2 separate regions of the Mus musculus genome follow, and region 2 is linked to region 1. A link is a contact called in ENCODE Hi-C data. All regions are on one chromosome and are shown on one strand. Each heading gives the region's core, a stretch centred on a gene start or an enhancer-like site at or near the end of the contact. The rest is flanking DNA. Distances are from core to core; before and after follow the strand shown.

The links. A loop is a pair of places that touch in the nucleus more often than their neighbours do.
Region 2: a map of heart shows a loop between it and region 1 (2.1-fold over the local background). The contact joins the promoter of Abcc9 here to the enhancer-like site in region 1. A Hi-C loop is called at or near these places in 3 of 37 maps with a recorded cell type or tissue (gastrocnemius and heart).

Annotation. Positions count from the first base shown.
Region 1 is chr6:142,666,439-142,671,112 of GRCm38, forward strand. All of the region lies in intron 14 of Abcc9 (ATP-binding cassette, sub-family C (CFTR/MRP), member 9), which reads right to left. Among named protein-coding and RNA genes, the nearest start is that of Abcc9, 33 kb to the right of the region's middle. Within about 2 kb of position 1,818, at least 1 of the 3 ENCODE cell types and tissues checked has a DNase peak (open chromatin) inside an H3K27ac peak, as active enhancers do; it is heart, where a contact is called at or near this core.
Region 2 is chr6:142,700,101-142,704,774 of GRCm38, forward strand. It overlaps Abcc9 (ATP-binding cassette, sub-family C (CFTR/MRP), member 9), which reads right to left and starts at 2,174. Exons shown (of 40, transcript NM_011511.2): 1 at 2,064-2,174; 2 at 1,717-1,803.

The DNA of each region.
Region 1 (4,674 bases), core at 568-3,067:
ACAATGCTTGGGCATTAAGTGGTAAAGATGGTGTCAAATGAGTAAAACTGGAGTTTGTGCAAAGACCTGCAGTATTTAGGCTGTTCTGGGCCATTTCTATGCACTGTCTAGCTTTTTTCAGTCTTCAGAAGCAGACAATGTTATTCATTTGATAAACTGAGCCCCAGATACAAGCAGACAACAGCACACATGACATTGAACGCGTACTCTATGCCTAGAGTTTGAATGTAGGCATGTCTGATACAAGTCAGTTTGCTAGCCTGCCTTCACCACTGTTAGGGGCAGTCTTTTGCTAATGCCTCATCTGTTCAGATAATTGAAAAATGTGCTTACAGTTGTATTTATACAAATTCACCTGCTCACTTCTCAAATACTACTTTGGTTTTTTAATATTTATTCTGATTTTTACTACGCATCTGTTAAAGTTGCGTGTATGTGAATGCAGGGAGAATAGAAGAGAGTATCAGATTCCCTGTAGCTGGACTAACTAGAAATGGCGAGCCTTCTGACATGGGTTCTGGGAACTTAACTTGAGTCCTCTAGAAGATCACTGTGTGGCCTTAACCACTGACTCATCCCTTCAACCCCTCAAATAGGACTTGAAACCCTTGGACAGGTGTTACATTAATGCAGAATAACCAATTGTGTGACTGATAGTTGCATAGTTTTTGATAGTGGTTATGAAGCCTTGTCATTTGTAATACAGAGACCTGGCCAAGGTATAAGCATGCCTGATAATAGCTATCAATAACTATTTCTTTTACAGATGGTGATATGGGAGACTTGCCAAGCAGAAACAGCTCCGAGAGGCACATGAGAGGAAAGACAAAATTGTTCTTGGTGTTGTTGTTGCTACTTGGAAATGAGAGATTTCTTTAATAACAATTTTCTCCTCTGGCAAATAACATCTTTGGACATAGTTACTGCATTACACACCAAATACCAAATGCCTACAAGGAATACTACATATTCTACTCCAGAAGGGAAAACACATAAATTATTTCTATGGAAGTAAAGTAACTTTAGCATTATGGGAAAAAACACTCTTATTCGACTAGTTTTTGTTTTTAGGGCAGGATCTCGGGTAACCCAAGATGGCCTAACTTCAGTATGTAGCAGAGGGGAACCCTGAACTCCTGGTCTTCCTGCCTCTACCTCCCAAGTGCTGGGACTCCGAGGATATATCACCCTCCCTGTTCTTTTTTATAAGAATTTTATTTTTTTATTTTAATTTTATGTGTATGGGTGTTTTGCCTGTATGTACTTCCGTGTACCACCTGTATGCCTGGTACCTGCAGAGGCCAGAAGAAGGTGTTTGGATTCCCTGGAACTGCAGTCAGGTTTTAAGTGACAAGTGACTTCTCTTTAGTCTGTTTTGTGGCACTTTGCCCTAAAACTCACAGTGTGGGTGGGTTGAGGCTGTGCCAAGACATCCTGTGCCAAATAAAATTTGCCTCTTTGTCCCAGTTTGTTATAAACATAACAACAGGTGCGTGGCATGTGTCTGTGTGCACATGTTCCACTCTGTGACTGTGACAAGGGCACCTGGCTACTGATCTGAACTGTTTGAAAAGAAAGCCTAGGGCTTGACCTGGAGCAGGGAACTCCTCATGGCACTGAGTTTCCTCAGGCGAAGAGCTTCCAAGCTTCCTCATGCACACAGAACAGAGCTATGAGTTTGCTTCAGCCCATTCTAACACACCACACTTCTGAATGCGCTTACGAGCCCAGTAAAGAGTGTATAACTTCTAAGAGCCCTGAAGAGATATTTCAAAATCAGCTGACTGAAGTCTTAGTCTCCAATTATAAACAGGCAGCTCAGCTCACTGCTGGCCAACTGGCATTTGAGACTAGTCACGGGTTCCCAGGCACTGAAGCAAATGCAGAGGCCAGTCCACACTGGGAAAACGCTTGTTTGGGTTCCCAGAACTAGTACCCAGTGGGAAAAATATCTGGCCACTTCTGTTGACCCACCACCTCTGTAGGACCTGCAAATCAACCCAGAACGTTATTTTAGAGAAGAGAGCTTTTAGAAGCACATTCTGTTTGGCCTCAAGCTGGCCTGGGGCCCTAAAGTATGCTGGGCTTTATCAGCCTGGCAAATGCCTTTTCCCCAAGAGGGATAGAGTGGGAGGGCTATGATAAACTCACAGAGGGTAATATCCACCTTCCACCTCACTAGGATTTATTACCAGGATTGTATACTGTGGGTTTGAAGAAGAGCCCTTTTATCTTTCTCAAATCAACTCTCAAAGTCCTTTTAATGTTTGGCAAGCTCCTTCTTCCAGAGCCATGGTATGTTGTAAGTTATAGGCTGCTTTCTACTTCAACTTCTAGCGCAAAGTCAAGTTTCAATTAATTAAGACTGCAACCCTGGAAGGGGTGCCCATTAAATAGAGAAAATGAAAATAAGGACCAAAATAGAAGACTCTGGCCATTTATCAATTTTATCGTCTGAAGCAGCTTCCCTGCCAGAGTGTGGCCTAATTTGGAAGCATGACTTCGGGACTTCAGTCAGTGATCTATGCAAGCCATCGCTAAGACAGAACAATGAGAGCGAAAAGGAAGGTAGCTGAGGCCAGAGGGTCTGAACTCTAAAGTCCAAGAGCTTATGAACAATTACTGAAAGCCTGGTTCAGAGAAGAGGACTGACGCTCTGTTAGGATACCATCCCCCCCCCACTTGGCCCTTTCCAGGATAGAGTCACCTGCGTAGTGAGGTATCAAGCATTTAGTCACTGAAAAGTTCATAGAAACTGCTGCCTACAATCAAGGTATTGAGCATAAAACTCTAGGTTTCTCAGTAACGCATGAGCCTTGTGGAAATTATTATTTTGAAGTGTTCTACATTGCTGTCGATGGCAGAGTGCACCCTTAAGTGTTCAAGTTTTCTTCGATGTCACGGCATATAGATATTTCTTTCAAAACTCATATACAAATGTGGCAAAGGCTGTCTGCAGCACATGCTGGGATTCTATAAGCTATATCAAGATGGCTAAGTGAGAATGAAATACAACTTCGAGATTGCCTTGTTTATAAGATGGTCTAGGACAGCAGATGGTGGCACAGATAGCACAGTGTGGCTTGTCAACATATTTGTGTCTATGGTACAAAGGGAAGAAATGGGAAATGGTTACCATCACATAACACATGCTCTGGTAGCCACGCGTCACGGCAAATGATAACCGAGGCAGTCTACCCTGGCTGTAAGCATATTTAAAAGAGAAAATGAACAGTTTTCAAGTCTTTCTTTTTTCAGTGACTATGAGCTAGAATTTTTTTTTCCGGCAGATTAAACTACAATCCAAGCACCCTATTCTGTTGGTTTGGGAATCTCCCATTACTGCTGGTACACCTGTAGACTGGTTCAGCTGCAGTGGGAAACATCATGGTAACATTGATAATATATTAAATATACGTGCAAGCTTTGACCTGTGTCACATCAAAAGAAAGCACCATTACCATCTTCATGATGAACCTTTAAAGTACCACCATAGTTATCACCATCACTTATAGAAATCTGGCCTAACCCAACCACCAGAGAAAACTGCAAAGGCAAACAGAGCTTTTCACTGCCTTGACATTAAACATGTTAGGGGGAAATAAGATGTGCTAAGTGCCCAATAAAAAGCCGATTATTCAATAAATGTGATTGTTTCTAAAGAGTGGACTGTGGAATAGCTAGTAAGAAGAATCTTTCTCCTGCAGTAGGTGAAAACAAATGTAGAAACCCACAGCCTGGACATTGCGCAGAGAACAAGAGATCTTGGAACACAGCCCCAAATGGAATGTTTCCATCAAATCCCTCCCCTCAGAGTTCAGGGAACCCCAGAGGAGAAAGAGGAGGAAGAAGGGTGTAAGAGCCAGAGCAGATGGAGGACACCACACAAACAAGGCCTCTACATCAACATGAGCAAAGCTAATATGAACCCACAGAGACTGAGGCAGCACACACAGGGCCAGACAGGTCTGCACCAGACCCTCTGTGTACGTATTAAGTTTCCAGTTTAGTGTTTTATGGGATCCCTGACTGTGCAAATGACTGAGTCTCTTCTTATGCCTTTTCTTGGGTTCTTCCCCTTCTGTTGGTTTGTCTTGTCTGAGTTCCATGTAATAATTTTTGTTTTATCTTATTATATTTTATTTTGTTATTATTTTAAAAAAATCAAATGGACAAAATGAACAAATAGAAACGGAGCCACTGAGGTAAAGCTGAACAACTGAACTCTCCTTTATACCTACTGGGGAAGGGAAAATCAGCTTTCTCCAATAACGTGACTTTGGGTATATCAACCACTCCAGAATAGACCTCTCGTGTTCAGGGGTAGTTGGCCAACATATAAGGGACTCCACAGTTGTGTGTGTGTGTGTGTGTCTGTCTTTTTTTTTCCATTTTTTATTAGGTATTTAGCTCATTTACATTTCCAATGCTATACCAAAAGCCCCCCATACCCACCCACCCCCACTCCCCTACCCACCCACTCCCCCTTTTTGGCCCTGGCGTTCCCCTGTACTGGGGCATATAAAGTTTGCGTGTCCAATGGGCCTCTCTTTCCAGTGATGGCCGACTAGGCCATCTTTTGATACATATGCAGCTAGAGTCAAGAGCTCCGGGGTACTGGTTAGTTCATAATGTTGTTCCACCTATAGGGTTGCGTCTGTCTGTCTTTTATTT
Region 2 (4,674 bases), core at 924-3,423, 34 kb after region 1:
GAGACCAAACCCAAGGCATCAAACATGCTGGGCCAATGCTCTGTCACTGAACGACATGTCCTGTCCCTAGCTCTATGATAGCATTCCACAAAAACATCTAGATTTTGTTCCCTCTGCTATGACCTCTGTGCCCTACCCTGCTTCCCACCCTCTCTGCTCCTTACACAGATGTCCATGTTTCCTTTTGACATCTCTTCTACTCACCCCTCTTGACCTTCAGATTCCTTTCTCTAAAGCCACTGTGCAGGAAGAAGGTTCTAATAGCCAGCTACATCAACAGCCAAAAGTAGGAAAAGAGGAAGTTTACTGCAGATACTATATTAGGTGTTGTGTCCATCAAAGATATTGAATCAAGATGGTGTGTGTGTGTGTGTGTGTGTGTGTGTGTGTGTGTGTGTGTGTGAACATCTGTGCATCTTGTTCTAGGATTTGAATCCAGATCCTCATGATGTCAGGCATTCACCCTACAAACCAAACTATACCCCAGCCTTCTAATAAATCCTTAAATTTCCAAACAGCGTCTGGTCTGTGGTTCCCTTCCAGAGCTCAGGCTGTTGTAAGCACTTGAGGAAGGCCATACACTGATGCTCTTGAGGGTCAGACTGTCACCTGCCATCCATTGCTGGTGCCCCTCCCCCTGTATCTGTTTAGGCTCAGTTTGTGCACGAAAGTGACAGCAACAAGGAGGAAAGGGACCATAGGGGAAAGCAGCCCATCTTCTCCCCACGAGCATAATCCCTCTGGAAGGCGGTCAAGTGCTTACAAGAGTCGTTGGGGATGGGGACTTGGAAGGAGCCAACTTCAAAACAGATCAAAAGTGAGACTTTGGCTGTGGGGTAGCCTGCAGGACAGAACACAGAGGGAAGAGGAGTCCTCTTGTTTCCTGCGGAGAATAGCAACAGCAGCGTGCTTGGCCCTGGCCCTGCACTGTGAGACGTTCCCCAGCCCCTGGTATGCATAAAACATGGTATCCGTTCAAAACTCTAGTAATGTATCTATCAACTCTTCTGATACTTCTACAGAGGAACAAAGGTTAACTGAAGTAATTCCAAAAACTGCTAAGATATTAAAAGATATCAGGAACTAAACGCTAGTTACTTTTGCCAGCCACTTAAGACTGAGTGAGAAGCAGCCACCTCCCTGCTCACCCGGCAGCGACTGTCAGTTGTGACCCCATTGACAGTGTCAGCCAAGCTCGGGCTCTGGACACATCTAAAGCAAACATGCACGGGATAGCTTTCCTTCTTGCATGTGGAACAACTCACCCCTGAGCTACTGAGCGCTTAGGCAAAGCATCCTGAATGAGAAGCTCACCTCTGAAAGGCACCTAAGGCAGCGACGACCCACCCACGACGTGCCCAGGATGTCCACCCTCCGCCAAAGCAAATGCTGCAATCGTTTCACTGAACTTGCTCAGTGGAGACCTCACAAAATGCGTAGATGTGTCTGGCTGTCTAACTAGCTGTCTGGCTGGTTCTATACAGATCCAAGTAGGAAATTTCCTAGCAAGAAAATGACCACGGACTTGATCCATTATCGAGTCTTAGTCCATGCGTTTACCCTCCAGGGGCTATGACGTTCTGTGACACAAGAAAGACAATGCTGGGGACCCCTGCGCAGATAAGATTGTTTTTAGACACTGTAACCAACGCGGAGCAAACAAGCAAACAATAAATAAATAAATAAATAAATAAATAAATAAATAAATAAATATACCTTGGCTTTGGCTCCAGGGCTTAGTCCCCCTACTGGTGCACTTGAGCTACCAACAGCCTGCCCACCGTCTGAAGATGTAAATTTCTCCTAAAGAGCAAAGAGTAACAAATTTAGTAGAGAAAAAGCTGCTGCGTGAATTGTAAAGGGGAATGGCTAACAAAGTCTCTCTCTATATATATATCAGTGACATCTTTCCCTGTTTCCAGCCGGTTTCGGCTCCAGCCGGCAGGATTGTGTAAGTCAAACTTTGGAAACCTGATCCCACCTTCTCGCCAGCAAGTCCCCTGAATCCTAGAAATAGCGAATGCCTTTACTGACGGAATACTAGATCAAAATCAACAGCTTACAGCCAGTGACTCCTCAGAGTGGTTGGGGATCTCTCTGTAGCAAGCCGAGGAGCTCACGCACTCCATGGGACGACAAGTTTTCCTCCCGGGTCAGCAGCCGGCGAGTGGATTATTTTTAGGGTGGTGGGAGGCCAGCTGCTGCCTCCTATCGCGTTTCTCCTCCGCTGCGCTGCGCTGTGGCCTGGGGCGGACACTGCCGCGCCCTGGCAGGAAACTGCAGGCACCCCAGACGCCTGAGGCGGGGACCCTCCCCATCCAGGACCCTCTTCACCCCCACCCTCCTTGCCCGGATCATCCCTACCTGGGACCCTCCATCACTCCGGCCATTCCCATTCAGGACCACCCTCCCCCAGACCCTCCACACCACTCCCCACTCCTCCGGAGCTGCTCCTACGGGTGAGCGCAGTGAAGATGTGCCAAACTCACGCCATATGTGGATCCCCCAAGACTCCACCAGAAAGCGGAACTTGCAAAAACCGACCCCCAGACCCTCAAAGAGGAGGCTTATCAGATATGAAAACATGGAAAGTATCAGCTCTGCAGGCAGCCTTAGCTTTAGCCACCAAAAAATGATTTAAAAGTGCCATCCATTCGCCCAGCTTCGCCCCCAGCAGGACTGAGAACTGAATAGTTCATTCTAGGCAAAACAAACTGCCACCAGGCATGCTTGTCTCACTTGGATGGGCAGGCACAGGGCAGAATCTTTCAGTGACCCGGGGAATTTGCCTGCTGGTCCAGACTAATGGACCAATGGCACTTGTCTGAGCACTCCAAAATTTGAGTTTGATTTCAAGTTTCAGCATCAACAGTATTTTTTATTTGTTCATTTGTTTCATCGCTTTCACAAACAGATATAATTAACTCTTAAAATAACAAAACTTGCTTAAAACAATATCTATTGAAGGCAGACTGTGGTTGGTGTTCTTCTGAAATGCCATCATTTGGGGGAAAGATGCAGGGAGTTCAAAGCAAGAAGCAGACACATAGCAGGTTAGAAGCCAGCTACACACACACACACACACACACACACACACACACACACACACACACACACACACACACACCCGCTTTTGATATAGATATGCATGTATATGTGACACTCCACAATAACTTTTCCTCTGGTGGTAAGGGGTGAATTTTAAATTAAAAAAAAATTTTTTTTGAGGGGGTGAAGGTTAGACACCCTGGCTTGGACTCAAACTCGCAGTAATCCTCCTGGCTCAGCTTCTAGATTGTTACGATTACAGATATGAGCCATGATCACACTGGGTAATTTTTGGCCTCAGTAACTCTTGAATAAACTCTCGAGATTCCCAAGGGCCAGTTTTGAGTCCTTTGCAGTAATCAGTGTTCGTAGCAACCGTCCTGATCAGATAAAGGCTCGTCAGCCTGGCGGGCTGGTGCCTTCGAGGTTCCTCATGCTGTCCCTAAAGTTGAACTCAGCACCCCATGGCCTCCTGGCCTCCAGAAGTTGCTGCTCAGAAGCTGACCCCAGCACAGCATGCCCCAGAGGAGATGAGAATGGAGTCACTTTCTGGGAAGGTCCTTGCAGCCTTGGCCAGCTTCCAGAGCCAGAATGTACCACTTCCAGGGGCCTCCAAGGCCAGAAAGAGCTGGCACCTACGATGATCCTGGACTGATCTTACGGCCTCGGAATGGCATGTAACTGCACCCTATAGCAAGCTTTTGGGGCCAGGAAAAGAGAGTGTGGTTCGAGAACAGGGAAACTCAGAATTGTGTCCAGAATGTGGAAACACCAAGTCGGGCAGAGAATTGGGAACTAGGAGACAGATAATGCCAAATATACAGTTTGAATAGAAATACTCAAAAGGAAATTGCACTTAGAATTTTAAAAAATATACTACTATTAATGAGCCTGGACTCACAGCTCGGTGACTAAGAGTGCTTGCTGCTCTTGTAGAACCTATGTAGGGGTTCACAAGTGTCTGTAACTCCATTTCCAGGAGATCTGATACCCGTTTTTGACCTCTGAAGGTACCAGGTGCACATGTTGCACCACATACATATGTTCAGGCAAATACACGCAGAAAGATAAAAATAGATCTTGAAGAGAAATAAATTATCACTTAAAAGAATTATCACTAATCTCTTTCTAAGGTCATATCTCGTAGCTAGACATGTTCATTGTACAAAGAAGAGGTGAATAAGTAGGAGATGCCAAGACCCCCACCTAGAAGATTAAGTAAGCGTGTGTCAGACTGTAAAAAACACAAGTCGTGTGCTGGATGGATGAAAGAAGGACTTGGAAGAAAAGCCTGCCAGGCTCTGAGGTGTACCAGGAGAAAGCACAGAGAGGCTGATGGGCAGGGTGCTCAAACAAGCCTGGGACATAGGATAACACCAAAAGAGATGGATAGATAGATAGATACATACATACATACATACATACATACATAGGAGATGGTAGATGATTGATTGATAGATTGATAGATTAGATAGATAGGTGATTGATGATAGGTAGGAGATAGAGATAAATAGATAAATAGAGATAAATAGACAGATGGATAGGTAAGACATAGATGAGTGGCTGGATAAAGATAGATGATAGATAGATTTTATAGATAGTTGGTAAATGATGAATAGATAGACT